Linked DNA regions of Homo sapiens: all the other regions are linked to region 3. A link is a loop called in an ENCODE intact Hi-C map of the cell type or tissue named here. Cell type or tissue: K562. All regions are shown on one strand. Region 1 overlaps PLCL1 (phospholipase C like 1 (inactive)). Region 2 overlaps PLCL1 (phospholipase C like 1 (inactive)). Region 3 overlaps PLCL1 (phospholipase C like 1 (inactive)).

Region 1 (8,000 bases), 80 kb after region 3:
ATACAGATACACAAGTGGAGTCCTTGTACACAAAATTTTATAATATTATGTATGTATTTCTTTATAAATAAATGTTAACATAAATTATGGCATCCAGAAAACTTTATTTCAAATTCTTGCACTATATACCTTTGCAAACATTATAATGCTTAATAAAAACTCATTTGAAGATTTTTTTTTGCTGGAAACTAAAGAAGCATGAAGACTCTCAACTAGTCAACAATGTAATGTAATTTAAGACGAAAATGGGTCCATTTCCTTCCTTTAGGAAATCTCCTAGAGATGAGGCTGAGGCAGAGAGAAGCCTCACTCAGTAAGAAATCAATATATGTTTAGATTTATGTTTGAATTGGCTTGGTATTCCACTTGTTGGGAAAAGGTAGAGTTAATCTTAACCTCATACTATTGCTGGTCACTCCTAAATTCCAGCCCCATTTCAATTCAGAGTACCCTCCTTCTTCAACAAATACTTTTGTGTAACTGTTTTGTGCCAGAAATTGCACTCAGGGCCAAGGATGCAGTGTTGAAGTGACACAGGGCCTGCCCTCACGGAACCTCTGAACTCACAAGCTAATAATGTGCGTAAGAATCACCCAAGGGGAATGTTAAAATTCAGATTCTCAGACCCAGCATGGGTCCCCAAAGCTTCCAAGGATTCTGATGCAGGTGAGGTGGTCTTTAGGAACACACCCTGAGGAACTGGTCCAGATGAAGCCCCCTCCAGATAGATCCTATAAGTGTCTGCTACCACTGAATCTCCAGCACTGACCACATATTAGATATTTCAGTACATATTAAATTAGTCTACAAACAGGAGATGGAAGAATGAAGAGATAATCCCTATTCAGTGTGGCAGGTACAATGATAGAGGTGCCATAAAAGCATAAAATGGGGCAATATAGCTTGGGTAGAAACAGGGACAACTTCCTAGAGAAGGCAGCCCTTGAACAAGTCTTACAGGATGCATAGGAGGGAGTCAGGTAAGAAAGGCCATTACAAACAGAGAGACAGCAAGAGCAGAGGCAGTGAGAAATAGCAAGATTTAGGCAGAAACTACACGTTTTGTTGCTACTGGCTCTAGAGGCAAGAAATGCTGGCACTTTAACTACATTATCTCTAACCCTGATAGCCCTCTTCCAGTTAAGGATGATTATTCCTGTTTCACAAATAAGGAAGGTGAGGCACAGAGAAATTAAAGTTTGTCCTAGGAAATGATATCACAGTTCCTCAAAAAATTAAAGCTAGAATTACCATATGATCGATCCAGCAATCCCACTTCCGGGGAATATACCCAAAAAACTGAAAGCAGGAACTCAAACAGATATTTGCACACCTGTGTTCATATCAGCATTATTCTCAATAGCTAAAAGGTGGAAGCAACACAAGGGTCCATCATTAGACGAATGGATAAACAAAATATGGTACATACCTACAATGGAATATTATTCAGAATTTAAAAGGAAGGAAATTCTGATACCTGCTACCACACGAATGAGCCTTAAAGACATTATGCTAAGTGAAATAAGCTAGTCATAAAAGGACAAATATTGTACGATTCCATTTATATGAGGTACATAAAAGAGTCAAATTCATAAAGACAGAAAGCAGAATAGTGGCCACCAGGGAGTGGAGAAAGGAGAAAATGGGGAGTTTATGTTTCATGGCTATAGAATTTCAATTGGGGAAGATGAAAAAGTTCTGGAGATGGATGGTAATGGTTGCAGAACAATGTGAATGTACTTAATGCTTAAAAATGGCTAAAATAGTTAATTTTATGTTAAATATATTTACCATAATAAAACAAAATTTATACAGATAGACAGACATAGATACATATTATAGATGTATATAGATATCCTAGTGGCTGCTCTGGGATTCAAGTCTAGCTCTGTTTTCTAAAAGGAGTGACTAGTTTCACCCTCAGGCCCAAAATAGGAGAGGTTTAAAGAAGGGACCTTGGCCAAAGCTACCTACAACCCGCCAGCATCTTAGAATTATAACATTAATTAGCAGTGACTGGCATCTATCAACATTTCTATACATATATGAACATTGAAGAAAAATCCATCGGTATAAAAATGTTAAATGACAGAAGCAATATGATATATTAATCCTGAGAGCAATAGTAAAAGATAGTTACACACCTTCATCTCCTCCTTTAATCTACAATAAATGCAAATGAATGAGCATATTAAGTGCTTCCTATCTCTTTTTAATCACTACCATGCCATTCCAAGCATAGAGATTTTTTTACAAGCTGTAGCAAACAGATAACAGTCATGAAGTTGGTAAAACAATGTGTAATCAGATGACAATCTAGAGCCAGGATCAGTACTCTCCAGCTGCCTTGTCAAGAGTTTGGCTGGCCAGGGCAGGCTGCAGCACACAGCAGTGCCATCTCCCCACCATCCTCCCTGCTCCCTCCCCCACCCTACCACATTGCAGCTGTGCAACAGGAGGTGCCAGGAATTGAAAGGCACGTTGCCTTGAATGATATTTTTGCCCTCATTCCACATGCTATTAAGTCCCTCCTACCTCCAACTATCACCACCCGGTACATCAAAAACATGGCCAAAGCTGTCGCTGAATTCATTCACTGCATTTGCTGCAGCTTTAAAATACATAGCAAAATCAAATGCCAACCATCCTTATTCATATATGAGAGGAGAGCTATTTGGAAATTGTTCTACATTGACCTTTTACTACCAACAGCAAATCCAAATGCCCAGCCATGAGCCATCTATCTTGTGGCCTCACATTGGTACAGAAATGCAATCTTAATATATAATCATCAGGGTTTGGGTGAGGTGGAGTCAGGGGAATGGGGCCAGGTGCCAGTACTTCTTCTATTTCATCTTGTTGGGGTCTAAAGGCCCCTTGAACTTTGTCCAAGGCTAGACCTTCTTGTCCTCCTGGTCTCCTCTAACATGCCTATTTCCATACCAGGACCTGCAGGTGAGGGGTAAGAGAAGTGAAATTGCTCCCCCTGGAGCCAATGTCTTTTCTCCCCCACTGTCTCTACTGCTTTTCACTACTTTCCCCAGTTCCTGTCTCTTCTCTTTCTTATCACTTGTACCCAGATTTTAGGTGTCATTGGGAAAGTCTTTCTTCTTATAGCGGCTCAGGCAGCATGCCTTGCCATAAACACCAATAGCTTCATATGCTTCTTCAAATAAAGACCACTGCAGCCAATCAGAGCACTGCTTTTATTCCAGACAGATAGCTAATCAATACTTCTATCACTGTGCAATAGAAAAAACTCTTCAGATTCTAGATTGATTATTACTTGATAAGCTACGTAATTACTAAAATGCATCTGTACTGACTGTTTTGTTGTATTTTTTCTATGTATGTAGAACTGCTCCCAAAGTCTGAAGTTTCCGGAAATCCTATCTTCATGTTTACAAAAACTGCATTTACATAAAACAGATGTCAGGGAGGAAAAAAGTTTTTCCGCTGCTCTCTTAGGTTTATTTCCTGGAGGTATGTGAATTAAACTGACAGAAAATAAAATAGCAAGAGAAAAGAAGGAGTTTATTTACACGTGCAATGCACACACATGTGGGAGTGCCCAGTGATGACTAACTCAAAGGGGTGGTTAGAATATGAGACTTATATACCTAACTTTGTGGGGAAAGGGGAGGAAGCTCCTATGGGAAAAACAGGTAGGCTTCCTTAGGAAAGGCAAATCAATTTTTAGGAGAGCAAACGGTATATAAGAAAGTTTGTGATAATGTTTGTTTATGGAGGTGCAAGTGGTCTTTCTGTCTTCTTCATGGCCATGAAACTCTCCTGGAGAGAGGATTTATGGTAGCCTCATTTCCCACAAGTTGCTGCTTTTAGTCAGATAAGGGAAGCTCCAATATGTGTTCTTGAATCTCAAATGTCTCCAGCTTGAAATAAACTTTATACCAACTCAGGGATTCCCGTAGGTCCCCACTCCAAAGATGAACACCTGAAGTAGGTAGGTGTAGTTGTTGTACAGACAATATAACCTGTCTTCTATAATACTGGAAGGGAAAAAACATATAAGCCATAAAGTAACTCTCCTGATATGTATATGGCCTTCGGGTTTATTCTACTTATGAAACCCACCTTCTTATCAAGTACTGAACCCTCCTAATTTTTCTCATTCCAAATATTACTAAAAATTATAAGCTTGCTCGTTTATTCCTACATGCATTCTCTATTTCACACAAACACACACACACCATATTTATCAAGACAATTCTGACAATCATATATTCTAAACTCCATGCAGGATTCACACTTTCTCAAATAATTGACAAAAACGTGCATTCCTTGAGTTCGTATGTTCCAAAAAGCACTTAGCTCACTGTCTGAACTGGAAATGGCTTAATTACCTTGGGACAAGGGGAAATGGTGGGGTGAGACAGACAGGAAGAGAAAATGAGATCAATTCCTTAAAACAAAACAGTTAGAGCAGGTAGAAACCTTGGAGAAAATCTGATTCAATCCTGTCGCAGTACTAATGAGGAAATTGCTAAACCTTGGAAAGGTTAAATCACCTGCCCAAGGGCATACCACTACCTGGTGACTGAGCCAGGCTTCCTGGCTGCAGTCGTGTGTGTGTGTGTGTGTGTGTGTGTGTGTGTGTGTGTGTGTGTGTGTCTGTGTGTGTCTGTGTGTCTGTGTGTCTGTGTGTTTAACCTCTAAGAGAATCACTGAAAACTTGTGTTAAAAGGAAATTTCAGATACATGCTTCAACAGTCAGTGGTACTTCAAGAGCACCTCAGAGAACCTGAACCAGTCACTCAAATGATAATCTACTCTCACTTTAATAATCTCCCCAGAGAGATTGCCTCTTGCTAGACATTTCTGTATTGATTTAAGGCCAGTTCTACAGATCCTAAAGGAGATGTGCTCAGTTCCTTTTATTGCTCTTTAAAACCTCTTGATTTTCTCAAAGTCTATGAGGAGCTTCTTCCTCTCACTCTCTACCCACCACCACCATTGAATATTTCAAGAAAAAAAACATTTTAAGGTTATTTTTAAATGCCATTCTCCTTTTACATTTCTCCAAATTTCTTGCATTAAGCTGTACTGCTTTTGTAAGCAGGGGAGAAAAGGCAATAAATATTTATTTTTTAATTTCCATTATTCTATGTCATCTGCACATCTCACAATTACTTTAATCATTACTTTAATCATTTAAATCTTCCTTTAAAATTCAAGGCAAAAATTAAGACTTCCCACAAACACACACATGCACGCACACACAAAAAAGCCTTTTTTCTTTTGCTAATTTTTTGTTATTTTGTAGAGATGGGGTCTCTCTACGTTGCCCAGGCTGGTCTCAAACTCCTGGCCTCAAGCAATCCTCCCACCTCAGCCTCCCAAAGTGCTGAGATTACAGGCATGAGCCGCCTCACTAATATTTTCTTTTCTATTGCTATTTTGTTGTGGCTTTCAATTACACATATGACAGAATACCAAGGGTACTGCAAACCTACTGTTCCTTGCATTTATTACTCTCTTGCCTGCTACCATCCACCCAGGGATTAAAGAAGGCAGGGAAGATGGTATGTCATGTTTGTCTCCACCTTGCCAATATTCTATGGACTGTAGCCTTGGGAACAGAACCCCACCTGCCCTTTAATTCCCTCAATACCAAGTCTTCATTGTCAATTCACTTAGCACCTAGGGCATAAAATATACTTTGTGAAGTATATCAGAATACCAAAGACATATAGCTCTGCAAGTACACAGGTTGACTGCAGGGTCCATTCCCTCTAGTTAAAGAAAGGAATTTTCCGTCTCTTTACTTCCCCAGGACTGGTAGTACTTGTCTCATCTCTGTGGTCCTATATTTCTCCTGATAAAAGGTTTGGCTCCAGACACCATCACTTGGGTCAGGCCAAACCAGTCTCTAGGCAGCAACACAACACCTGCAAGTGGTTTGATTGTCCTTCTTGCCCAGAAATATTTTGACCTTGTCTATTATTTTTAAAGCCGTTTGTTCTAGTTTACCTTCTCAATCAGCCCTTCTCCAGGATCTGTCTTAGATAACTTGCCACAAAATGTTTTGTTTATTTTTTGACTCCTTCTTTTGTTCACAATGTTTTCCCACAGCAGTCTACTATGGGTTCATAACAAATGAGTCCCCACATTTACATCAAACTACCTCGGCCTAGTCCTTGTCTTCAGGAAGAAGTACATTTACACTCTACAAATCAACAAGAAAAACTCTCAGAATAGGAAGCCTATGAAAAAGCTATCTTTATTTCTCGTTGTGTAAGAGCCCATTTCTAATCCTGACGTACTCCCGTTTTACCAAGTAAGTTGAATTTCTACCTTTTCTTCTACTCTTTCTTATCAGAAATCTTAGTCTCCTTCCCTGATTTTTCTTCATAAACAGCATGTTCGTGTCAGAATTCGGTGGTTAATGAGTGCCAACCACTCACCTGTGCCAAGAAGTGTGGGTGCTCCCAAACCCATTGTTTTACCTTTCAATGAAACAGTTCAGAAATTTCAGAAGCTCATCTGTTTACAATGAGCCTACCTAGTTTCATCTGAAATAAATTCACTGGTATACTTTAGTATATATGTGCTTTATCAGAATTCATCTACTTCATTCTATAGTATGGGTTCTAAATAGTTTTATCCCGTTTAACACTTTAGAAATCTGATTATAGTTTTATTTTTTTAGCTCTCTTTAGAGGAAAGGATAGGAAAACACATCTTAAATTGCACAGCTGCACTCTCTGACTCAAGCTACCTAGCAACTGTCAAAATATAACCCAAACCACAAAGGTGTTTGAAGCTGCATGTGAAAGCTTATTCTAAGACAGATACTGCCAACTCTTCTACTGTCACATGCAGCTTGGCATTTCAGCACAAATACAATAGGGAGACAGCTTGAGAGCGGGAAAAGTGTTCTGACGGCCTAAAATGTTTCAATATTCTCCTTTGCATTATTCAGAATATAACATAAATGCATAATTAGAGCCAAAGCAATAAATTCCATGAATTACATGAGGGAAAATGTTATTAATTCCAGTTCCTCCAAATTTCAGTTTCAGTGAGTACATGTCCACATAAAAATCCAAATATCTGGGTCTCTTAGGTCAGAGTATTTAATCCTGCTCCTCAAAACTCATGTTTCAGAGTCTGCTTGGAAAAAGAAGGTAAAAATAATTTGCCAACTGCATTGCAAGGAAACTACAGTTACCTTTTTGTATTCCAGAGGTCAAATAAAAGCCATTCTCTCTATGAAAATAAAAACATCTATTGTATGAAAGACCCACTAGAAACTGTTAACAGTATTTGCCTCTGGGGTGCTGAGGATCTGGGGCACTGAGGATCTGGGGCTGACCATTTATTATATGTTCTTTCATATTGTTAAACTTTTTTCCGTGTTCACTTCTTGCTTTTAAAATATGAAACAAACATTAAAAATAAGCTAACTTGAAGGTTGCATAGGTTTAATAATGAGATTACCCCCCCGGGATGAGGAATGGGAACATGTTTATGCTGGTACCTGCAGACAATCACAGGTTTCTACAGTAAACACTCCTCCGTCAAGTGCTTTCTGACCATATTTAAGAAATACAGCTTTTCTCACTGGGACTACTGAGAAAATAAACTGGAGTTCTGTTTTGAGAATTCAAAGTACATACCATTCATGCAAACCAAAGAACACACACTTATTCAAGGACCCAGCCTACTACTTCATAGTTATAAAATGTGGAAAAGAAACCACAAGTCTCATATCAGCAATACAGCTGCACAACTCCTCAAATACTTTTCTAAAGAATTTCCATTGTATATATTAAACCCATAAAACATCCCTGAGGATCTATCATCCATATATGTCTCCACCTTGACAACATTTACTATAAAACCACAATATTTGTGCGACTTCGTTGCTTTCTCACCCTCCTACCCTAAATATTTGCACTACTTTTTCTTGCCTGGGTGAAATTAAGTTTGAAAATAATTATTTTGTAAATTACTGGGCACTCACCCATCACATTACA
Region 2 (8,000 bases), 64 kb before region 3:
AAACTTTCCACAGTATCGTTCAACACATACACATACACACATGCACACAGGCGCACAAGCAATCTCATATCACACACACACACACACACACACACACACACACACACACACATAGCTCCATTCTTCTCAAGGAAACTCCCAGGAAAAACTGAATAAATAGGCACAGTTTCTTCTCCTCTGGCCTCAGTTTTCAGTTTCTGTCTCGCTCCATATCACTCTCCACCACTCCCACCCACTAAGCCCTCATGCTTTCTCCTCCATTTGCCTTATCAAATTCTGAGCCCTTGGCAACTCCTTTACCATAAAGGCTATAACTGAAAAGAGTTAATACCCAGAAGGTATTTATATTTTAACATAAAACAATAATCCTCAATCTAAAGTGTTACTAAATGAAACATTAAATATAGAATTGAATGAATCAGCCTCAGGGAACTTTTTGGGAGGCAAAGGGACCCTTTTTGCAGCTCCTAAAATGTCACCACATGGGCCACAAGGTAAGGCCCTCTCTCTGCTGTTTCCTCTTTCTAAAGGCTCCACTCCAAGGGTTCATAAAATGGAAGATAAAGGTCATGATTGGCATGCTTCTTCAGACCTATAATGCATCACTTGAGGTTCTAATCTAGTTAAATTCCAGAAACTAGGTAGCTCCTTCACACAGAATGGGAGATATCTGGGTTCCCACACTGCTGGGCTTGTCTACCTGAAACAGCCATCAGTGCGTGCAGGGCCATGAAAAGGCCTCTTTGGGTGTGAATTGTGGGGACCAGCTCGATGAACAAATAACCATTTCTACTACACATTGTCTCAGAACCAGAAGAAGGTGGTGTGGCTGCAGGTTATGATAACATAGTCATCACCTGTCACTTCTAATTATCAGAAGCCGACCTCAGCAGATCACAAGAAACCACTTGGCTGCCACTTGAGCTTTGACCACTTGAGCTTTGAGTTCTTGCTTTCATTTCATAGGAGTTATTGCATTTAGGATAGCAAGCAAAAGACAGAGCCAAACAAAGAAGCAGATACCAGCAGCCAGCTGGGCTCACGCCCCCGCCCCATTAAGGGGGAAGAGAGAAAATGGGAGCGGACTCTGTGGACTGTGCCACTTACGCTGTGCACAGATGGGAAGGAAGAAATGCTGGGATAAGCCAGCTATACCTGTTGGCTCCTGCCCTCCCCACAGTAGTGCTACACTCTCAGGATTCCGTGAGCACAGGAAAACGACACTAAAAATGTTTGACAATTGAGTCTGGTTCAGGTAATAGGACAAAGCACAAGCTATCTCTCTCCTTCCCTCTCCCGCCACCTCACCCTCAACACTTGTCCAAGCAAAACTCATTCAAAATGTGGTGTAGTGAGGACTAGGAGAGCCCTGGTACGCTAATGCCACCCTAATGTCATTAGTGCAGCCTTGACAGCAAGCAATGACCTCCCCTCCTCCATGCAATTTGGGTTGCTTTACTAGTAAATTTAGAGGAGTTAGAAAAACAGGATGTACTACAGCCTGCATTCTGATAACTAGTGATTTGTTCAGCTGATTATTTCTCTGTGAGGGGAGTGTTATTTTTCTTTCTTTTAACTGTATTATGTAAGCCTGAAAAAAGCACGCTCACCAAGGAGATTCTGCAGAAGTATAGCTGCTATGCACATAACTGATCTTCACTGGCTTTTTTTTTTAATTAATAGACTTTATTTTTAGAGCAGTTTTAGGTTTACAGAAAATACAGTGCTCCTACAATATTCACCTCTCCCCACACTGCACAATTTCTCCTATTATTAACCTCTTGCATTCTGGTGGTACATTTGTTACAACTGATAAACCAATATTGATACATTATTATTAACTAAATTCCAAAGTTTACAATAGAGTTTTCTTTGTGTTATGTAGTTCTATGACTTTTGACAACTATATAATGTCATTTATCTACCATATCCTCAGTATCATACAGAATAGTTTCACTACCCTAAAAATGCCCTGTGCTGTTCCTCAGATTTTTCCTTAGCCCTCTCATCTCTCTGTGCATTCTTCAAATGACCTAGTCCACCCCTGTGACTTCCACTACCATGCAGCACCAATGCCTTCCTAACCAGCATTTCTGGCCTGGATCTCTCTTCAAACTCAACAGAATTCATCATCTCCTTCCATCTTTCTTCTCCCTCCTTTCCCTTTCCCTCTTGCCCGTCACCTTGAACAAACCTGCTCTTCCTCCAATGCCCCGTCTCTTCACACAACATGATGTATGCAGCCCCCTCCCTGTCGCTGCAGGCATAAACCTTGCAATCATCCCCACTTCCCAAATACAAAAATGTTTGCAGAGGCACTTGTTTCTCCCCCAAATCACATTTCCTGTGCATAAACTCATGTGACAATTTAACCTTTCAACTCTCATAAGATGACCATTTGTCACTAAGACAGAAAGTTCTTGCTTTCATTTCATAGGAGTTATTGCATCTAGGATAGCAAGCAAAAGACAGAGCCAAACAAAGAAGCAGATACCAGCAGCCAGCTGGGCACACGCCCCCCCATTAAGTGATTTCCTCCTGTACACTGGCCACCCAGGGCATGAATTTAAAATGTATGCCTCCACAAAAGTACCACTGTACCACACCATGAACATGGCTGACGCTGAGATTGTTGACTGCTCAAATGCCAGGGATTCCCTGGTCTTGGCCTTCCCATGCTGTGCTCTCCGCCCAGGGTTGCCTTTCTTCTCCTTGATTATGGAACTATTGCCTCATAAACCCTCAGGACCCACCTTGGGTCACCCCATTAGGCCCCTTTGTGGTATTCTCATTATACCATGTGTCTCCTGTCTGACATGTATATCATGTGGCAGTTTTTATTTACTTGTTGCTTTCCTTTCCATTGGATGGCGATAGCAAGCTCCTGGAGCAGGGGGACTTTGTGTTTCATTTCAGATTCTCCAACACCTGGAACAATGCCTGTGACACATAATATAGCAACTCAACCAATACTTTGAAGGAGTGGAAGAAGAGAAAAGGAGGGAAAGGAAAGAATGAACAGTCTGGTTCTCCAAATGGGTCCATTCCTAGGAGATTCATAGGAAATAACAGAAAAAGCTTTTTACCTAAAATGGTAGCACATGACACTACATTAATAACACAGAGAAGGCTGACATTATAAAACAAAACAGAGCAAAATGATAACACATCTGCACCAGAAAGAACAAAAGTTAGTACCTGTAATTTACTGAAGTCATGGATATGTGCCATATGTTAAGACTGCAGAATTCCACTAAACTCATTTAAAACCCAAAACTTATGGGGCAAGCATTGGAGAAAGGCTTTGAGAAATGACAGCTTAATCACTTAATCCCTTGCTTCTGCATGGAGATGACAGGTTCCTCCTTTCTTCACTGGTTCTCTGATTAGATAAGAAAACTGATGCCTAGGACACGTCTGCTTTGGGGATCACATACATAAGAAAGAAAATGGCTAGAGGTTTATTCTAAACTAAATTCAGAAATTAGGCCTTCACAATTAAAATACATTTAAAAGTATAAACAGTTAGATGTGAAATTATTTATGCCAAGGAAACTACTCTACTGAACTCACCTGAAATTAAACAAGAATGTTTCTAGTGTGAACTTTAATTTAGGCACACCTTACCAAATGTTGAAATATTTTCATTTACCTAATTTAGGTTTTAGCTACTTAAAGCTAAGAGATACTTGGATAAATTTCATGGAATTCATGAGTTATCCTATTTGGCCTGTGTTTCTACATTGGGAAAATGTCAAAGAAAGCATATCTTATATCCCCAAATATGAAGTAATCCCAAATATAAAGCAATCTTTCCCATTTCTGACTCAGATGACTTTCTTAAAAATGTGTTTATATTTACCAAAATATACAAACTTTTAGGGATATGGACTGCATATGATGTTTGTTACAGGATGTTAAAATACAACCAATTCAGCCCCAGTTTCTGCTAAAGTTCCTAGCCCATAGCCAGCATATTTCACAGTGAGGTGTGAAAGGACTGCGTAAAGATTGCAGTTTCCTAGATTTTACCCTTCTCCTCATCTCTACTGAGGGCATAAAAGTCTAGGTAGTTGGAGATTACAGAAGACTATTTGGAGAAAGTTACTGGTGTGCTATGAGTCTCATCTTCCCCGCAAGAAGAATTTGGGGAAGAATTTGTCCCTCACCTCAAGCCTAGAGTAAGGAGCTTCAGTGGAATTTTTAGAGCTCACATGCTTCCTGGTTGTGGTGGAATGGCGACTAACTCACACTCTTGAGAACCCTAAAGGGTAAGTGACTCACTGAAGCAGCCTAGGGCAGCAGAGAAAAGCCTGTGGTTTGAGAAGTAACTGCACTCCCAACAATGGGTAGAAGATCCTGTGGACCAAAGAGGAATTCCACTCATGTGCTGGATATATCTTGTCTACCACTGTAGACCCAGCCTCCACCTGTTACTATCCTGCTCTATGCCCAAGAGACTGACCTTGATGGAAATTATCACAGACTTCCAGCTACATTTGTCCAACAGGAGGCACCTGCAGAAGACAAGAACAAGGAAGGGGAGAGAGAATGGGGTATTTATCCCCCCAGTTTTCTCCCTGCTGGGTTAGCACAGGTTCTAGAGAAGTTGACAGCTTCTGCTGGGCAGTCCTCTCCTGCAGATGTAGCTCTCTCTAGGCTCTCTGTCCTCATGCCTTCTCCTTGTCCCCTCAGGCCCAGGGGTGATAATGACTCTACACTGTTACACAAGGCACTTCAACATCCCTTGTTAGTATCTCAACACTGCCCACACTTCTGAGAATAATCTCTTCACCAAGCTCTCCTCAGTTCCTCCACTGGAGTGTGCCATCTGTATGCTTCCCTGACCCTGATGATGGAGCACACAGGGACCAGCACAGGGTCACCAGAAATCCTACCCAAGAATGCTGATGCTCAACAACAAAAACAAACAATCTAATTAGAAAGCAGGCAAAGGACTTGAATAGACATTTCTCCAAAGAAGATATACAAATGGCCAAAAAGCACATGAAAAAATGCTCAACATCACCAGTCACTAGGGAAATGCAAATCAAAACCGCAATGAGATACAACTTCACACCCATTAGGATTGCTATTATAAAACAAACAAATAAAAACAGAAAAGTACAAGTGTTGGCTAGGGTATGCAGAAATTGGAACCCATGGGAATGTAAAATGGTACCGCCACTATGGAAGACAGTGTGACAGTTCTTCAAAAAATTAAACATGGAATTGTCATACAATCCAGCAATTACACTTCTGGGTATATACCCCAAAAAAGTGAAAACAGGGACTCAAACAGATATTTGCATACCTATGTTCACAGAAGCATTATTAGTAACAGCTAAAAGATGGAAGTAACCCAAGTACCCTTCAAAAGATGAACCAATAAACAAAATGCGGATATTATCCAGCCTCCAAAAACAAGAAAATTTTGAACACATGCTACAACATGAATGAAAACAGCCAGTCACATAAAGACAAATATCATATGATTTATTTTATGTGAGGTTACAGAGTAGTCAGATTCATAGAAACAGAAAGGAGAATGGTGGTTGCCAGGAGCTGGAGGGAGGAGCAAATGGAGGGTTAGTGTTTAATGAGTACAGTTTCAGCGTTCAGTATGGGGAAATGAAAAAGTTCTGAAGATGTGTGGTGTGATGGTTGCACTACACTATAGATACACTTAAAATCACACAATTATAACTTTAAAATACTTGAAATTGCCAGGCATGGTGGCTCATGCATGTAATTTCGACACTTTGGGAGGCTGAGGAGGGGGGTTGGTTGAGCCCAGGAGTTTGAGACCAGCCTGGGCAACATGGCAAAACCCTGTCTCTACAAAAAACACAAAAATTAGTTGGGCATGGTGGTGTGTGTCTGTGGTCCCAGACACCCAGGAGGCTGAAGTGGGAGAATCACCTGAGCGCATGAGGTCAAGGCTGCAGTGAGCCATGATTACTCCACTGCACTCCAGCCTGGGTGACAGAGTGAGACCCTGTCTCAAAAATAAATTAATTTAATTTAATAGTTAAAATGATGAATTTGTAATATATATATTTTGCCACAGTTTTAAAAATGAATGCTGATTGGGAGATATACCTAATGTTAAATGACAAGTTGGTGGGTGCAGCACACCAACATGGCACATGTATACATATGTAACTAACTTGCACATTGTGCACATGTACCCTAAAACTTAAAGTATAATTAAAAAAATCTTGCTAATCATAAAAAAAAAAAATGAATGCTGAGAAGCAAGCAAGGGGCCTCATCAAAAGGAAACTGAAGTTGTGTGCAGAGCTGAGCAAAGCATCAGGAGAGACGAACCAGGAGAAATGTTTTCACCCATGGAAGACAAGCACAGATGAGCGATCTCCGGTGAGGGAGAGATTTCCAGGCCCCACAGAAGACAGTGGGTGCTTTCAGCTCCAACCTCTCCTCACTCTGATGACATACCCCACCATGCTTCAAGGGGAGTAAGCTAGGAGAGGATGAGAGGAAGTAGAAGCACTGAGTGGGAAAGAGAAGGGCTTCTCAGCACATCTCCCACTAATGAGGGCTCGTCTGCAGCAGTCCTGCACTGGGAGAAAGGGGAAGCTTTAACTTCAATAAATTCTGAAGTTTGGAATAAATATACTAAGCAGACTGTACTTCCAGTGGAAGTAGAAGTGACTGGAAGAACCATGAGGCTGTGTCTAAATTTCAAACCAGAACAATAATAAGTAGGAGCACAGAATAAATTTAAAAGAACAAAAGTGGGTGACAAAAATAAAGTTGCTTTATAATGACCATCTGTATTTGTCAGAGTTGTCCAAACAAACAGAACCAAAGGAGGTTATATATGCACAGAGAGGAAAGGAGAGAATGAGAGAGGGAAGTGGAGAGAGAGATTATGAGTAATTGGCTCATGCCACTATAGAGTTTGAGAAATCCCATCATCTGCCATCTGCAAGCTGGAATCCCAGGAAAGCCAGTGGTATTCCCAGTCTAAGTGTGAAGGCCTGAGAACCAGGGGAGCCAAATTATAAATCCCAGTCCAAGGACAGGAGAAGATGAGATGAGAGGTCCCAACTCAAGCAAGAAGGCACGAAGCGAAAGGGTGAGTTTCTCTTTCCTTTGTTTTTGTTCTATTCAGGCCCTCAATGGATTGGATGATGCCCGACTTCACCAGGAGGGAAGTCTTCTGAGTCCACCAATTCAAATGCTAATCTCATCCAGAAACACCCTTACAGACACACTCAGAAACAATGTTTAATCTGGGCACCCGATGGCCCACTCAAATTGACCGTAAAATTAACCTTCACTCCCTCCAGGATTAATACTTGTTCAAACCTAATGGTTATATAATTAATTTAATTATCCATATTCTATAACACATCCTATAAAATTATATATTAATCTTGGAATGCTATAAATTCCATGAGTTTTATCCAGACTCTACATTTCCACTTAAACTTTAAGTCATCAAAGAGTTTTCCAAAAAGTACACCTTTGCATCAGTCTAAACTGTTAGAGAAACATTTTCTGAATCTACCCTGATATGGTTTGGCTGTGTCCCCACTCAAATCTCATCTTGAATTGTAGCTGCCATAATCCTTATGTGTCATGGGAGGGACTCTGTGGAAGGTTATTGAATCATGGGGGTGGGTTTTCTCATGATAGTGAATAAGTCTCATGAGAGCTGACAGTTTTATAAAGCGCAGTTCCCCTGAACACTCTCTCTTGCCTGCCGCCATGTAAGATGTGCCTTTGCTCCTCCTTCACCTACTGCCATGATTGTGAGGCCTCCCCAGCCATGTGGAACCACACTTAGGTATTTCTTCATAGCAGTATGAAAATGGACTAATACATACCCTCACTGGAAATCTTACCATACACCTTGAATTCCAGTCATATTAGGTTAGCTTTCCTTTTGTCCTGAGGTGTATGTTTGTAATATCCACAAAATATCTGCTGCATTGCTTTAAAAGGCATGTTTAAAATTATATCCAGCACCT
Region 3 (8,000 bases):
CAGGGATCCATTAGGTATTTTATCATATTATATATCATCCCCAGCTCACACTACTTTTAAAAGAGCTGAAGAAAGAAATCTCTTGATAGACAGCTTCCTGTCCATTTACAACCTAGAAGGTACCTAACAAAAAACAAACAAAAAAACTTGCTGGCAAACCAAACTGTTTTTACTGAGATAAGAAAGAAACCATAAACACAATCATTTTAAAACACTCATATTTTAAGTATAGCTGCTAATATTGAATGACAGTTGCCATAAACTCTAATTGGATGAGATGCATTAGAGTTAAGTGTGTTGAGCCAAAATGCTCTTACATTTGCCGTACAGATTTCCGGGAGCAATTCACAGTATGTATTTCTGCAGCTATAACCATTTTTAACCCAGATTACTCTTTCAGGAAGTTTATTTTAAGCTCAGTAACTTAAATACTGTACCCAAAAAATATATAGAAAGGAAGAAAGTAAGACTTTACAAAATTATTATAGAGGCCATTATATATATATAGACAATTATTATATAGACAATTATCCAGTCTACCATTATGAGCATTTAATATAGAATAAGAAAGAGCTCTGTACTGTATCACATCAAGAACCTTCTTCCCACCCTTAAGAAACATTCTGATCTTAAATCACCCTGCAGGCCCAGTTCCAATGACTTCCATTAGCTCTCAATTATCCACGATGATAATGAACCAGAACAAATAGTCAATTCACCAATTACCCTCATTTTGCCCAAATATCACAGCCTTTTCCTTAACTAATATAGCTAAAGATTTGCAATTAATCTATTAATCTTGTTATTTCCTTTCTACCAGCTCTGAGGCAATTAGTATATAGAAACAACACATACTAGCTAACACGGCGAAACCCCGTTTCTACTAAAAATACAAAAAATTAGCTGGGCGTCGTGGCAGGCGCCTGTAGTCCCAGCTACTTGAGAGGCTGAGGCAGGAAAATGGCGTGAACCCGGGAGGTGGAGTTTGCAGTGAGCCGAGATCGCACCACTGCGCTCCAGCCTGGGCAACAGAGAGAGACTCCGTCTCAAAAAAAAAAAAAAAAGAAAAGAAAAAAAAAAGAAACAACACAAACATCAGATGGGAGTCAGGAATAAAAGAAAGAGAAAAAGAGAACAACTTAGATAATTCTCCAACTTGATATTTAGCTCCTGAATAATTAAGAATCAACTAGGATATAGTGCCCACCACACTCACTGAAATTTTTTAAAATTCTCTTTTCATACCTTTAAGTCAAGGGCAAGCATTTTAAAAAGCAGACAGCCAATAACTGCTCCTCTCACACATACTTTGTTTCTAGGAGTAGATACTTTAAACTATTTCCTTTATGAAATTCTAACTTATTGTTTTTGTTGATTGGCCCTAAACCTCACCAAAACAAAACCAGCAGACCTAAGCAAATCAGGATGCCTCCCAGTTTCAGGTGATCTCTTTTTCCTTTTAACACTCACAGTGAAGTACCTAACATGCTCTCCTATTTCTTCACCATTCTGAATGCCATCTCCCAATCCTGCTTTAATACCAATTTACTGCCACAGCCCATGTCTCACTTACCTTTTAATTCCTGCAATACCTGGAATAGTGTCTTGTGCATAGTAGGTGACTAAGAAATTGATCTTGAGTTGAAGTAAGTTAAAAACGCCTTTCTATACACATGCAAAATAGTGAGTTAGCAGGAACAGAAAACCAGACACTGCATGTTCTCACTTATAAGCGGAAGCTGAACAATGAAAACACATGGACACAGGGAGGGGAACAGCACACACTGGGGCCTGCTGGGTTTGGGGGGTAGGGGGACGGAGAGCATCTGGAGAAATAGTCAATGCATGCAGGACTTAAAATCTAGGTGGTGGGTGACAGGTACAGCATACCACCATGGCACATGTTTACTTATGTAACAAACCTCCACGTCCTGCACGTGTCCCAGAACTTAAAATTAAATTAAATTTTTAAAAAATAGTTGTCAAAAAAGTGTAAGTACCTCAAAATGGGAAATAACTGTGTTCAGTGCAGTATAAAAAGAGGTCCTAGACAGCAATTCCTAAACCATCACAAGCTGAAGAAAATACCCAAGTTCACTGCATAATCTCATTCAACAGAATCAGAGCACTGAAACTAGCCACATCTCATCAGATGGTAACTGTGGAATGAGTGAGTATCAGAGGACCGTGCAATCAATATGAGTAGCAATGACCCAACAGAGAAAGTATGGGGAAGATCACAGAAGCCTAAAACTGAGAAATTGGCAGTTTTTCAGGTCCTTTGGTCACATCATGTCTTGCTCATTACCCATTCAAAAGAATTTCCTTTAAAATAGTCCAGTTCTGCTCTATGCAGGATATTTTACAATCTAGCCTTAAACAAAATTGAATATACATATGTAAATTATGTAAAATGACCACAGCCCTCCAATTTTGACAATTTTAACCTTAACAATTTAAACCTCTCCACTTCCCCTTTCATGTTCAACTGACCTGTGTAGTAATAAGACATTCAAGAAATAATTTTATCATAGTCCTTTATGCTTCCCACTGAATTTAAAACTGGGAATAAAGGCCTCTGTCCTATGAAAAGGTTAGATCATTGGTTGGTTGGGTGATTGGATGGTTGGGTGGGTGGGTGGGTGGGTGGGTGGTTGGTTGGTTGGTTGGTTGGTTGGTTGGATGGTTGTAGGTTGGTATGAGGAAGGCAAGAGGTCTGTCTATTTCTTGAATCATACTCAATAAGGCCATCTCCAAACAGGAAGACAGGAACCCCACCAAGATCATTTGTATAAAGGTACTGGTAGCTTCTGCCATAAAAAGGAAAAGAATGGGTGGAATTTGCATGCAGAAATGAATAATTTAATTGAAGATCAGCCGGTGTAGACTGCCTTATAAGTTGTTACCACCTACAGCAACAGCTGAGCCTCCTTGTAATTATAGTTCTATCAATGACTTTATCCTTTAAAGAAAAAAACAAAACCTGAAATATCCTCAGAGCACTATAAATGATAGCAACTATTCCAGAATGCTGCTCTGAGGTGGGTGAGGAAAGTTTAAGTCTGACTTTCACCGACCAGATCTAAACACTTTTATGGGGGCAAAGGGAGCCCAGGCTTTCTTGCTAGCAATAGATACTGCTTCTTAGGCTCTATCTTCCCTTCCGAGACACCTCCCAGTTTCTTTTCCCAATCAAGGTGGCTCTTATTTTTATTCCAGCTGGAATTTACCACACGAAACTTAAGAGGGTGAGCATATAATGTGACTTAGCCCAAACCCTTCACTTACCTGCCCTGCCACCCTCCAACTGACCCCTCCCTCATGACCTTCTGTCCACAGCCCCTGCTCATTCAGCACTGATGTAGAATAGGGCATAGAGTAAAGAGTAACTGTCTACCACTTTTAGCAGCCTATCTTTATAGAAAACAAGATCATAGAAGGCACAATAAACCAAATAAGCCCTTCCCAGATAGAAAAAAGAACTTTGACAGTGCTGGCCTCCTTATGTGGGAACTTTTGTGAGTTAAAAATGTTATTAATAAAATTGCAAACATGCCCCTCCATATGTGTCCTGGTAGGAGCAAGATGGCTCCCTGAAAATTATGCAGGCAGATGACCTACTGATTACAATTCTTCCTCACATCTGCAGTGTGTTGCAGCTCAGAAGGCCTGACCAATTGTCGCTGTATGGTGCCTAGAGTTCTATGAACATACATTATTTTTCCAAAACATACAAGGAAATGAAAAGCATCAAAGAATAAGGTATAGTAGGAAAACGAGGCCTCTTTACACAATAAACTATTAAGAAGAAAAACAAAAGACCCAGTTATTTCATTTTATTTTAGCCCCTTAGTTTTCACAGATTTAAAGTCATCAAGTATAAAAGAACCCAAAGATCTTTCCCTCAAGACATTTCACCAAATAGCTCAACTGCCAAACATCTGAATTTGAGTTCAGTCATATCATTTGCATGTACTCTATTTTGTGAAGAACAGATCTGTTGAAGTAGTGTTTCTTATTACCAAAATTGTATGTTTCCCTGAAGCAATGTAGTAATTAAAGATTCTCCTTGACTGATATTTTCAAAAACGTCTATTTAAAGTGGGAGGTTGGGATATGTGGTAAGTCTTATGAAAGTGTGAAGTAGTTAAAAGATCTAAATGGCACATATTCCATTGCAGATCACTTAAGTTACTTTTAGGTTGTTAATATTTATATAGAGCAGTAGTAATGGATTTTTCTTTACTTCAGAAGTTCCAAGATTAGTAGGCATTTGCACAGATTAATGCACACTCTTCCATGCAGATTCACCCCATGGGAATCTTTTTCCCTCTCACTATTTGATACTCAGTGAGACATCTGTGTATCACAGGAGAAAAAATGTCAAAAGAACAACTTTAGGTAATGTTTGATTCAATAAATAAATTGAAATTAAGTATGTTATTTTTGTTTTCTTTTTCTCTCTATTATTCTATAACCTCACACTGATAGAGTAGATAAAGGATGAGGCAATGCAAGTCAACGAATGAGAAACAAAGATGGACGAAGAACTAAAGGAAAGTCTCTGTGTCACTTACTTTACTAGTTACCTAGCACTATTTTTAACTCTCTCATTAGAATTCATACCTGCCCAGAATCCAAATGTGAAGCTGTCCAGTACTCTGTTCTAAAATCAAAACACATCAAATGCCCAGCTTTCAATTATTCCTATAAAATATATCTTAATCACTCATATCCCTTCTACCTAACCTTCTGAAGTACCTGAAAACTGTCAAGAGAAAAGGAAGGAATTCTTGATATGAATCCCACTAAGTCACTGTGAGTCACAGAAATGGCCAGGCCACTCCTGCTTATCTGCTAATAACAGCTGCAGCCACTTCCAACTGAAGAGCAGGAGCCTTCCTGCCCACCAAACAAAGAGTGGAAACAGGAAAGAATCTTCATTCAACAGTTAAGGAGCATGCTGCCTCATCTTCTGGAAGGTGGAGCTTCCTTCTAGGGTGTTTATAAGACTGCTGATACAAATGTATAAAACCCAAATCAGGAGAAGGCGTTTACAGTCGGCCCTCCATATCCATGGGGGATTGGTTCCAGGACCCCAGAAGGATACCAAATTCAAGAATGCTCAAGTCTCTTATATAAAATCGTTCAGTACAGTATAACAAATGTCACTATGGCATTAATGAGGCTAGAAAATGACTGGCCTGGAAACTGTTTATTCATTAACATAATTTAAAAACTAACAATTCACTGAAGCATATACATTAGCAATCACAGAATCTCATTTAGTTAAGTGACACATGCCAATGCTAAAATGTTTTCATTATAGAAAAGTTGAAAAAATTAAAGAAAAGTGTAAAGAAAAAGATTACCAAAGGGGAAACAATATAATCCAAACAGAAGGCAATGACTATTGACATGGTGGTATATTTTTCCAGGTATTTTTCTAGGCATATTTATTTTTGAATTGTTGTACTGAGTTGTATACATAATTGTGAATCGATTCTGTTGCTTCATTTACTATTGTAATATCTAAGTTATGAGAAACTCTTTATAAATATCATGTTTATGACTGAGTTTAATCTTGGAACTAAGCAAAGGTGAAGACAAGGACTCATCAGTGATTTAACACCTTTTTAAAATCAAAGTTCAAGGATACACTTCCATCATTAACATTTCATCATATTGTTTTCATAAATACTTTTAGAATTGTGGGATCCAGTCCAAGTCAAAAAAAAGAGAGTCCCCTAACAGTGCTTAACACTTTCAAAATAATAATCCATTTCATAAATCTTCAGAGCAAAAACTATACCAGTGGTAATAATGTTAGCACAGATTCCACTCAGAGCATCTTGAATATTTATCTAAGACATAGTCCCAGCATTGGCTAGTATCTATACTTCTTTAAAAATATAATGGGGTCAAGAGAGAATTTTCATGTAAGTTAACTTCCTAGAGGCTCCTAACAGCTCTTCATAGTTAGTACTTAGTGAAAAATAAGCAACATTTGCTTGCTTAATGCCACTGAGTACAGAGTCAAGGAGATTTAACCATGACAATTAAGTCATGTTGAGTGATTATATAAATTGGAAGAAATTTCTTGTCCAAAGTGAAGAGCTAATACATATATCATTCTGGATGCTTACTCATGACTAATCATGTATTGAGCAATAAATGCAAAAGGAAAAATTGAAACTTGATGAAAGGAAGTTTCTAAAACTGTATACCTTTGGTTGAAATATATGCATATAATGACTAGATGCAGATATAAAGCAATATACCAGTCAAAAAAATCATACCATCAAACTTCATTTAAAAATGACCCTTGGTTCTAAATTTAACCTTAAGAGTTTGTGCATTTTTCACAAAATGGATCCTTCTTTGTGCTTTTCCTAAAAGAGGGGAAAACTACACCATATTTGCTTGTCAATTTTCACATAATCTGGCCATAACGTCACTAATGCTAGTCATCAGTGTCTGTTTGGGTTATTCCTGAGAAACAATATAACCTTAAAATTTTCCATAATAAACATAGATTTTGACACTCAAATTATTTCATCTTAGTATCTCACCCATGCACACTTGAATCAAAAGTTTGACCCATGAAGGAAGGTGTCTAGTGATAGGATCCCTCCTCCCAAGTAGTCCTTTCAAGTGAGCCAGAGAGGTTTCTAAATCTGGAAACCAGCATAGCCATTTCTCCAGAATTTTTGTAAAAATGCCCTGTGAGTTGGCTTATGTAATACTTGGCTGTTTGCCTTGAAAACACTAATTTTGTTCATTACAATGCTACTTTTGCTTTTCTACCTTTCTTCTTTGTATTTTTAGCATTAGGAAAAGACAGAAGGTAACCCTCAAAATGATAGAAGAACATATCAACCAAATTCTTCTTGAAATCCCAAAGGAAAGAGATATGAAGCATCACAGAAGAGGGTGAATACATTGAGGAGGGGCTCACTGACATTGGTGGTGCCAAGATGAGTTAAAGCAATGAATGGAGACAGAATTAAATAACATTAAATGACATGGTAGAATGCCATTCCCCTTTCAGTTCTCTTTCAATCCCTCTGATTACATCACAAAGAACATTTAAGTTTGCTATTCTTTAACACCCCTCTGACAATAACTGTGATAGATAAAAAGATGGCCACAAATTCTTCCCTACTATTTTCCTTGAATCTGAACTAGACTAAATCAATAGAAAGTGGTTAAGATGTTGTGGGACTTCAGAGCCTAGATCCTAAGAAACCTCAGTGTCCACGAAGACTTCTTTGAGCACTCACTCTTGGAACTTAGCTGCCACATGTGATGACAAACCATATGAAGAAGCAACGTGTAGGCACTACAGGAAATAGCTTCAGGCGGTCCCAGCTAACAGGTAGCAGCCCTTGCCCAGCCAAATAAGACAACCACCATGAACATCCAGCCCAATCAAGCCTTCAGATAATCCCTGCCCCAGCTGTCAAATGAAACCTCATGCCAAACCCAAACGAGTACCACAGGATAGCCAAGTCAACCCACAAAAATGTGAGTGATAGTAATAAAGTATTATTTTAAACCACTAAGTTTTGGGTGGCTTGTTTTGCAGCAACTGATAACCAGAAGGCTTCCTACTCCCCAGTTTCAAGAAAGAAACAATAGGCTGCAGTTTCAGCAAATGCGCAGGCCAATAGTAGACAAATGATAAAAATACTACTTTTGATCTTATTTATGTTTGTGCCATGTGATAGTGGGTTTTTATTTATGGTCACGGTTAGAAAAGGCAACATCAAATGAATACAAAGTTAAAGAGACAAATTTTTTAAATATCACGTAAATTATAATTTGAGTTTGAAAGCTCATAACAAAAAATGGGATGGTGAATGGCCATGAATGGCTGACATATGGGAAACATTGCATAAAGATAAAGGATAACATGGAAAGGTTCTAAGGGAATAGACTAGGCTCAGAAACAGAAACCTCTTATTTTGCCTAAAGAGGTAAAATGGCAGTGCAAAATC

The links. A loop is a pair of places that touch in the nucleus more often than their neighbours do. Peaks named below come from ENCODE experiments on the same cell type or tissue, not always from the same donor. Only the 100,000 strongest peaks of a DNase experiment are listed, where the experiment ranks them.
Region 1: it touches region 3 in a loop (3.0-fold over the local background); 1 of 110 quality-filtered maps calls a loop at or near these places.
Region 2: it touches region 3 in a loop (2.1-fold over the local background); 1 of 110 quality-filtered maps calls a loop at or near these places.

What each region holds. Positions count from the first base shown.
Region 1 is chr2:197,846,664-197,854,663 of GRCh38, reverse strand. All of the region lies in intron 1 of PLCL1 (phospholipase C like 1 (inactive)), which reads right to left. Among named protein-coding and RNA genes, the nearest start is that of PLCL1, 46 kb to the right of the region's middle. RefSeq lists an enhancer at 6,082-7,394. In K562, a CTCF peak has its summit at 3,002 (motif pointing left); a DNase peak (open chromatin) is centred at 2,993.
Region 2 is chr2:197,990,288-197,998,287 of GRCh38, reverse strand. The region is part of intron 1 of PLCL1 (phospholipase C like 1 (inactive)); the gene reads right to left. Among named protein-coding and RNA genes, the nearest start is that of PLCL1, 190 kb to the right of the region's middle. In K562, no CTCF peak of the experiment used is centred here; a DNase peak (open chromatin) is centred at 3,367.
Region 3 is chr2:197,926,330-197,934,329 of GRCh38, reverse strand. The region is part of intron 1 of PLCL1 (phospholipase C like 1 (inactive)); the gene reads right to left. Among named protein-coding and RNA genes, the nearest start is that of PLCL1, 130 kb to the right of the region's middle. RefSeq lists an enhancer at 4,691-4,985. In K562, no CTCF peak of the experiment used is centred here; a DNase peak (open chromatin) is centred at 4,879; H3K4me3 peaks cover 394 bases.